Regions from separate parts of the Homo sapiens genome. Here all the other regions are linked to region 2. Evidence: chromatin contacts called from ENCODE Hi-C or POLR2A ChIA-PET data. All regions are on one chromosome and are shown on one strand. The core of a region is the stretch at or near the end of the contact, and the rest is flanking DNA. Distances in the headings are between cores, read along the strand shown.

Region 1 (2,735 bases), core at 88-2,587, 35 kb after region 2:
GATCACATCTCTCCCCTGCTCAGCATCCTCTCAAGGGATCCCATCGCCCTCAGAATCAAATCTAAGGTCTCCTGTGGTCTGTCCCTGCCTTTCTCCAAATTCATCTTCACACCTTTCTCACTATGTCAAGCCAGGGGGCCCTTGCAGGTGAGCGAGCCAAGCCTTTCCTTTCTCAGGGCCTCTCCGCTTGCTGTTCCTTTTGCCTAAGCCCCCTCCCTCACTTCTATATGTGGCTGCTTCCTTCTTCCCCTTCAGATCTGAGCTCCAGCATCACCAACGTCACCTCCTCAGTGAGGCCTTCTCTGGCCATATTTTTCCCTCAATGCAGCTCCCGCTTCTGATCAGCTTGATCCTTTCCAAGAACTTACTGCAGCCTCAGGCTGTCCTGGGGACAGGGAGCTTGTCCGTCCTCTCATTTCCATATCCCAGGGCCTACAGCAGCAGCATGCAAGGGCTCATCAATATTTGTTGAATAAATGAATTAATGATCCTTGGAGCACCCTGAGGGCAGGAGCTCCATCTCCCATCAGACCAAGAGCTCCTCTCTGCTGGCTGGTGGCTCCACATCCAGCACAGGCCTCAGCTCTCCGAACAAACCAGACAAAGAGACCCCGTGGCTGGCAGATGGGCACAGCCCACATCTGGCCTCCCATCGTGTGGATCCTGAGCTGTGAGCCCTGCTCATCACAGAACTGCTGGATGGGGACAGGGACATTCAGAGCAGGAGACAGCAGAGCCCTCCAGGGAGAATTTTAATGTGACAGTGAGGTGGTGACAAGGGCACCTCTCTGAGGCTAAACCAGAGGCATAACCTAGGACAAGTCAACCGCACTCCCAGGCCTCAGTGTCTCCGGCTGGTAAATGAGTGAGAGAGTTGGTCACCAAGGCTGCATGCAGCTCCCATGCTGGGGCTGAGGCTGCGGGGACAAGTCACTGTCCCTTTCCCTCCTCTGCCTGACAGTCCGTGTCTCTGAAAGAGGCTGGGGCTGGGAGGGAGCACAGAGAGGGTGCCCACGGCCTGGGTGGACCAAGGGCCTGAGGCTGACTTGAAGACTCTCCTCTAACGTCCAGGCCACGGCACCAAGAGAACAAGTGATATCGGGTTTTGGCCAGCAAGGGAGTGGAGGCCTGGTCCTCCAGAACTGGCCAGTGAGCAGGAAGGGGACAGCTCCTGTCCCTGAACTGGGCTCAGGGCCCCCAGGAGCTGAGGGTCAGGCTCCCCGGCAGGGGGAGCCAGCCACCCTCACAAGGACCCTTCATGTGGCTCACACGTTAGACTGGAAGGGCTGGCCCACACGTGGCTCTCCTCGCACAGTGCACATGGCTGGTCCCTCCTTGCCTCATGGCTCCCACCCCATGGGTCACTGCCAACTTGCTGGCTCTTTTTGGTCTCTGTCAGCCTCCCCGGCCCCCCCACTTCTCTCAAGGCTCAGCCGGGTCTCTTGCCTTCTTCCTTCAAGCCCCTGCACAGAGGCACAGGTAACTCGTCGGTGCTGACAGACAAAGGCCATCCCCAGGTGGGCCTCCCTCTAGTGCCACGCCCTCAGAGCCTCTGTCCCCAGGACACCTCCACTGGGGTCTGTCCCAGGGCCCTCAGACTCACATAGCCCCAGTGGAGCCACTTGGCTTCCTCTCCCCAAACCTGTTCCTCCAGTATGCCATGGCCCAGGGAGGGTCCCACCACCCACCACCCTCCCTCAGCCCAAGCCAGGAATCCAGGAACCTTATCGCCTCCTCCTCCTTCCATACCTCCCAGCAGCCGGCAAGCCCTGGCCCTCCTTCCCCTGGAATCTCTCTCTAAAGTGTCTGCTCCACCCGGCCTCACACCACTGCCTTGGGTCAGGGCCCCCAGCCTCACTCACCTGGACAAGGGCAATGGGATTGGCTCCTCCTGTCACAGACATAACCCCAGTCTCCTGCCATCCCCAGCCCACATTTAAAACCCTGGACAGAGCTGGGCACGGTGGCTCACGCCTGTAATCCAAGCACTTTGGGAGGCCAAGGCAGGCAGCTCACTTGAGGTCAGGAGTTCAAGACCAGCCTGGCCAACATAGTGAAACCCAGTCTCTACTAAAACTACAAAAATTAGCTGGGTGTGGTAGCAGGCGCCTGTAGTCCTAGCTACTCAGGAGGCTGAGGCTCAAGAATTGCTTGAACCTGGGGGGCGGAGGTTGCAGTGAGCTGAGATCGTACCACTGTACTCCAGCCTGGGCAACAGAGTGAAACTCCGTCTCAAAAATAGATAAAATAAAATAAAATAATAAAACCCTGGACAGGCTCTTCCTGGGTATCAAGGCCCCACACTCTGGGCAGGCACCCAATTCCCCAGCTCATCTTCCACCTCTCGCCCTGGCTCCCAGCACCCCTCTCCCCAGGACCCTCTAAGGAGACATCTTCCCTGTCAGGCCCCTCCACTGTCTCCCAGTTTTGTGGCTTCTCACCCTTTCGTGTCTCAGCCTCTGGATACCTCCCTACCCACGCCCACCCGCCCCCGCACCCCGGCATCACGGCAGTCTGTGCACTGGGAACCATGACGCCACATGCGTTCTCTCTGCTCAACAGGAGCGACAGGAGCCCCAGGAGGGCAGGGCTGCCCTGGCTCCCTTACCACTAACTCCCCAGAACCTCCACGGAGGCTCCCGAGCAGGGCGGCCTTAGTCATTCTCCACAGAGGAGCGCCAGTCCCGCCTCGACTTCACCCTCACTTAATCCACAGCAGCCCTTGGGGTAGGATA
Region 2 (2,700 bases), core at 110-2,609:
TCAATTAGTCCGGCCCCAGCCTTCTCCTCTGCCCTGCCAGTTCCAGCACACCAACTAGAGACACTGCCTGCTGCGCCCTCCACCCACACCATGCACCCAGGGGCCACAGAAGAGGAGGTGCAGGCTGGTGAAGCCTCCTGGTTCCAAAGGGGCTCTAGGGAGGGGTGGCGCCCGAGCGGCGCGGGAGGTGGGGATCACAGACACTGATGCAGGCGGGAGGCGGCCGAGCGGCGCGGGGGCTGGCTCTGCAGGGACCCCGTGTCCCCGGGCGCGGGCGGCTGCGAGGCAGCGGACGACGGGGCCCGCGCCTTGGTGGACTCCAGGCTGCTGAGTCCGGAGTCCTTGTTGTCACTGTGCGCCCGCGCGCCCGCAGGCTCCGGGGGGCCCCCTCCGCCCAGCTCCTTCCACTCGTTGAAGTTGAGGTCAGTCAGCGGGCTCTGCACCACCACGGTGTGGCGGCGCCAGCTGCTCCGGCGCCGCCGGGTCTCGGGCGACAGCGGCCGCCGCAGGCGCACGGCGAGCATGTCGTCCGCCGTGCCGCGGAGCCTTAGACGCAGCGCCTCCATGCGCGAGGGCCGGGAGGCCAGCGCCGCCGCCGGGGGCCGCAGCGACTCCTGGCTGCTGGACGACGCCGAGCCGGGCGGCTCCGGGGCGCGGGGACCGCCCCGGCCCGCGCCCTCGCCGTCTGGGCGGCCCCGGGCCAGGCGGCGGCGCGCCAGAGTGTCGCAGGGCATGAGGTGGTGCGAGCTGAAGGACGGCCGGCGTGTCAGGCGCCCCCCAGGCCCCGCGCCCGCCGCGCCCTCAGTGTCCGTCTCCACGTGGCTCAGCTCGCTACGCTCGTCGTCCGCCTCATCCCCCGCCCCTGCCCGCCGACCGCTAGCGCCCGAGCACACGCTGCGGTCCATGGTGGACAGGGTGGAGTAGCCCGACACAATGGAGCGCGTGTCCGCGGCCGGCCGCTCCTCCGGCGCCGCCGGGGGACTGAGGCGTCCGGGGGCCTCGGGGGCGACGGCGCCAGGCAGCGGCCCCTGCGGCCGCTCCTGAGTCCCCGGCGCTGTGGCCCCCGCCCCAGGCTTGTGCGCCTCCTGCTCCGAGTCGTCGTCGGTGCTGCTGCCCAGCCCCCGCGCCTCCCGCCGCTTCTTGCGCTTGCGGTTGACGGCCGAGATGAAGGAGATCGCCAGCATCTCCCGGGCGTACGGCTCCTTCTTGGGGGCCCACGAACCCTGTGTGGGAGACAGGTCAGGATGCGGGGGGCGCCCGGACTCGGCCCCCTGCCGACCCCGCTCTACCCGGTCCACCCCCACGTCACGGCACCCAGTCGCCACAAGCCCCAGCCAAGGCCAGCACCCACGGCCGCATCATAAAACGCTCCTCCTCCAGCCCCGTGCCGCCCTCCGTCCAGAGACTACCCCCGCTGGCCCAAATCTAGGCTCTCAGCTCTTTCTTGTGAGGTGGGCTGGTCTCCCAAAGCCCCCTTCCATTCTGTTTTCCGTATCCAGCCCTGGCTAAATCCTTTAGACACGGCTCTGGTGATGACAATCTCTCCACAGTGAATAACGCTTGGCAGCCTGAATCCGTTTCACACACGCCCCTGGGGTGTCATCACCAGAGCTTCCTGCATGCTGATCCCCAAATCCCCGCCAGGGGCGCTCTCTGACCACAAGTCCCCCACCTCCTCTCCACCCGCTGCCACCTGGAAACCTGCCTTCCCACCTGCCCAGCATCTACAGGCCTCTCCAGGGCAACCCGCCCAAGTTCACGTCCTCCCCTTTCCGCCGGACCCCACCAGCTCCCCACCCCGCCAATCCCCAATCCCAGGTCAATCCCGCCGCCAGCTCCGCCCCTGCAAGTGGCTGAAAGATCCCGTATGGTGTCATGGTTTGGATTGGAGCCGCTCCCAAACTGTGATTTCCAACCCCAAGTTGGGCAACTTCATGCCGCTGTTCTCACCTGAACCAGCCCTCACTGCTACACCCTGTGGTGTTTTGGGGCCTTGGCCTTTCACACTTTCCCAGGAGGGCCCATGCTGCCGCCCATGGCCTTCTGGAAGCTGGTTTTCATCCGCCCTTCTGGCCTCTCCTCTGCCTCTTGGGAGGTTCTTCTTGCCCGCCCCCCGCCCCGCCCCTGCCTTCCCCTGCCTTCCCCACTGAGACTCAGTGTTCCCAGGACTGTTTTTGGCCCCTTTGCCTTCTCTGTTCGTGTTCCCTAGAAAATACCATTCCCAAGCAGCGCTGCTATCCAGGCCTCCCTGTCCAACACCACACTCACTTGAGCTCCGGGACTCTTCTTCCCATTGAGAATCCATTTCTACCTGGGTGTCTGTAGGCTCTTAAAACTCACCTATCCGGAACCACAGCATCCTACCTACCCCTGCCCCAAACTGCCTCCATTCACACTGCTCACCTTAGGGCGGTCTTGTGACTCCTCCCTCTCTCCTCCACCCACAGCCAAGTCCTGGATTCTTTTGAAATGGCTCCCAAAGCCAACTCCTCCTCCTCCTCCGGCAGGCCCTCATTCTGCCCTCTCTGGGCCCTCCTGCCCCTCCTAATAGGGTTTCCTGCCTCCACCCTTGCCCCAGCCCGGGTCTCTCCTCCAGAGCCACCATTCTGAAGCAGGAATCTGATCCTCACCCAGCTTTGCTCAGAAGCTTGCATGCCCCAGCACCCACCAGGATAAAGCACAAGTTCCCCAGTTCAGCAC
Region 3 (2,700 bases), core at 69-2,568, 48 kb before region 2:
TCCTGGGCCCCGCCCCACCAACGCCCACCTACTGGTAGAAGTCCCTTGCCGCAAGTCCCGCCCCATCCCCTACTACCTCATCCTTTTCCCAGAGCTTCCACGCCCGAGTCCTTCGCCGCTCACTGGCCTCTCTCCGAACCCTTTCTCCCCTTCCCCTTTCTTGAGCTTCCGCTCCCTCGCTGAACCTCCACTTCCTCACCAAGGCCTTATCCCTCGCCCGTGACCCCCTCATTGAGCCCTCCTTCTCCTTCCCTGAGTCCCCATCGCCCTCCTGGAGCCCCAGTCACCCACTGAGCCCCTCCGTCGTCAGTATCCCTCGGGGCAGTTCCAGTTCCTTCCTGCCCTGCATCCCTTTCCCTGAGTCAGCGAGAGCCCTTCCCCCAAGTCCTCTCAGCTCCTCCCTCCTGAGCCCCAACAGTCTCCCCGGCCCTGCTTGGCAGATGGTCCCACCTGTCAGGAGCTTGGCATCGCCGAGTCCGCTCCTCAAGCAGGCCCAGGGGCCGTCAGGTGAGGATAATTAGCAGAGACAGGCTGGGGAGGGGGCAGAGAATTGCCATCTGGGCAACGGGTAAGATCTTGCCCACCCCCGCCATTCAGGCTTGGAACAGGGTTGGATCGATCATCAACTTAGTCTTCCTGTCCCAGCCATAGAAGCTCTATCAAATGCCAGCGCTTGAGTCCTTCATTCCAGTCCCGTCCCCATTCCGGGATGATGGAAGCCATAGCCATGCGGCCGCACTGTCGGCAGGGACCTACATAGGGCTACACCCTGTCCCGCAAATATTCCCAACCCCTTCTCCTGCCTCATATTCCCCAGAACTTAACCTTGCCCTCCTCCCCCTGCAATACCACCCCTGCTCGCGGCCACAGCCATGCAGCTCCCCCTTTGCATGGCCCATTTTAACGCTCCCCTCTCCACGATCCCCATCCGTTCTCCTCCTGCCTCTGTTCTTCCCCAGAACTTAGCCCTCTGCCCCTGCCCTTCGCCATCCCGCCCCTGCCCTTCGCCATCCCACCCCTTCGCTGCTGCCTGAGGCGGAGCCAAGCAGCCGCTTCTTCTGCAGAGCCCCGCCCTGGATTGGGCAGTCCTCTACCCGCCTTCTCCCGGCCCTTCCCCTGCCTCGCGGCTCCGCTCCCCCCACCCGGGTCCATCCGTCCGTGCGTCCCGCAGCTACAGAACCAGGAGTCGGTGCGCGCGCTGCTGAAGCGCACGGAGGCAGAGCTGAGCATGCGCGTGTCGGAGGCGGCGCGGCGGCAGGAGGACCCGCTGCAGCGGCAGCGCACCCTGGTGGAAGAGGAACGGCTGCGCTATCTCAACGACGAGGAGCTTATTACCCAGCAGCTCAAGTGAGGCTGGGCCCGCGGCGGAGGGAGGGGTGGGGGTGCGGCTGGAGTGACCCGCAACCTGGTTTCCCTGGGAGGCGCAGCTCCCTTCCCTCTGAGTCACAGGTGGCGTTGGTCTGTTCTGAAGCCTGATTTCATTCTCCTCTGGCCTGATTTCACTGTGACCCACAAACTTTTGACCGGCTGGCATTATTCCTGATTTCTTTTTTCTGGCTTGATGCCTGCTTTTGCTATGGTCTTGCTTCATAATGATCCACACTCAGGCTTCCTGTGGCCTGCAGCTTCACTGTCATGTGGCCAGCTGCCTGATTTCCCTCTGCCCTCTGCCTACTTTCATTTTGGCCTGTGACCCGTGCAAAGTGACCCTTGGGTAGTGAGTTCAGGTGCAGCGTTCAGGTGCCGTCACTGCTCCAGCCTGGCGCTGACCAGCCATCATTGGAGATCCGATTCCCTGATCTCTGAGTCCAGATATAGCCAAGGAAAACCCACCTTCCTTCCTAGTGCAGCTGGAACAGGGCTGTAGTGTTTTCAGAAGGAAGGAGGAATCGCGAACACTGTGCCTCCGCATGCTTAGGCATGGAGGGGTTAACAGAAGACAGTCTTCTGATCCAAATTTAGCAAATGGCTGTCTGGCCAACCATTCCATTGTCTGGCACCTTTGAAGGGAGACGCTGCCTTTCAGTGTCCATTCAGGGAGTGAGCACCCACCCTGCTTTCCCTCGCCAGTGATAAGGATCTGAGACAGAGGCCCTGCTCCTTCCTTTGGGCCCTCTCTTGGTGACACAGGGCACTAGGGGACCTGGAGTCCAGTGCCAGCACTGAGAGGCTGAGTGATCAGGGCAGTTCCTGCCCCTCTCTGTGCCCCAGTGTCCTCATCTGTACCCAGCATTAAGTTTTTCACCTCTCTTTTCAACAAGGGGTTGAGTTGTACTGGCCAGTGACTCCGGGAGCCAGGAGAGGCTGCTCCTTGGAGCCCAGCTTCCTCACTAAGTCATAAATGAGCCTCTTGCGACGGGCTCCTTGAGATGGGTTGCTGCTCCTCAGCCTGAGGCCCACATAGCCTGGTGGTACATGTGCATTTTAGCAAGGCCCAAGGCAACAATTCCCATGACACCATGTGGCTGAAATAGGGTAAGGGGCCACCCCATCACTCTAGGTGTGATAACTTAGTGAGGACTCCAGCCAGATCTCCAAGCAGACTGGCAGGTGTCATCTCTCCTCACCCAGGGAATTCCATTTCTCCAGATTTTCTATCCTTTCCTTGTCCCTTTTCATTCAGCCCAGAGGAGGGGGGTTGGAATTTTCAAAAGCAACTTTACCGAGACATTAAAGGAAAATTAAAGGAGATCTAAAAGC

The links. A loop is a pair of places that touch in the nucleus more often than their neighbours do. ChIA-PET counts read pairs that join two places held with the same protein, here RNA polymerase II (POLR2A). Pooled maps may share reads with other maps.
Region 1: a pooled map shows a loop between it and region 2 (2.2-fold over the local background). The contact joins two enhancer-like sites. A Hi-C loop is called at or near these places in 1 of 50 pooled maps. POLR2A ChIA-PET finds 5 or more read pairs at or near these places in 3 of 52 experiments (A549, BJ and OCI-LY7).
Region 3: a map of dorsolateral prefrontal cortex shows a loop between it and region 2 (2.2-fold over the local background). The contact joins two enhancer-like sites. A Hi-C loop is called at or near these places in 5 of 168 maps with a recorded cell type or tissue (CD8-positive, alpha-beta T cell, Caco-2, HepG2 and 2 more), 7 of 37 single-sample maps with no recorded cell type and 16 of 50 pooled maps. POLR2A ChIA-PET finds 5 or more read pairs at or near these places in 12 of 52 experiments (Caco-2, GM10248, H1 and 7 more).

What each region holds. Positions count from the first base shown.
Region 1 is chr17:38,473,438-38,476,172 of GRCh38, reverse strand. The region is part of intron 11 of ARHGAP23 (Rho GTPase activating protein 23); the gene reads right to left. Among named protein-coding and RNA genes, the nearest start is that of ARHGAP23, 46 kb to the right of the region's middle. Within about 2 kb of position 1,337, at least 3 of the 41 ENCODE cell types and tissues checked have a DNase peak (open chromatin) inside an H3K27ac peak, as active enhancers do.
Region 2 is chr17:38,508,467-38,511,166 of GRCh38, reverse strand. ARHGAP23 (Rho GTPase activating protein 23) reads right to left here. Exons shown (of 24, transcript NM_001199417.2): 24 at 1-1,223. The coding sequence ends at 195. Among named protein-coding and RNA genes, the nearest start is that of ARHGAP23, 81 kb to the right of the region's middle. RefSeq lists enhancers at 767-1,583, 1,584-2,411. Within about 2 kb of position 1,359, at least 3 of the 41 ENCODE cell types and tissues checked have a DNase peak (open chromatin) inside an H3K27ac peak, as active enhancers do; they include dorsolateral prefrontal cortex, where a contact is called at or near this core.
Region 3 is chr17:38,556,874-38,559,573 of GRCh38, reverse strand. SRCIN1 (SRC kinase signaling inhibitor 1) reads left to right here. Exons shown (of 19, transcript NM_025248.3): 11 at 1,172-1,347. Among named protein-coding and RNA genes, the nearest start is that of SRCIN1, 48 kb to the left of the region's middle. Within about 2 kb of position 1,318, at least 19 of the 41 ENCODE cell types and tissues checked have a DNase peak (open chromatin) inside an H3K27ac peak, as active enhancers do; they include dorsolateral prefrontal cortex, where a contact is called at or near this core.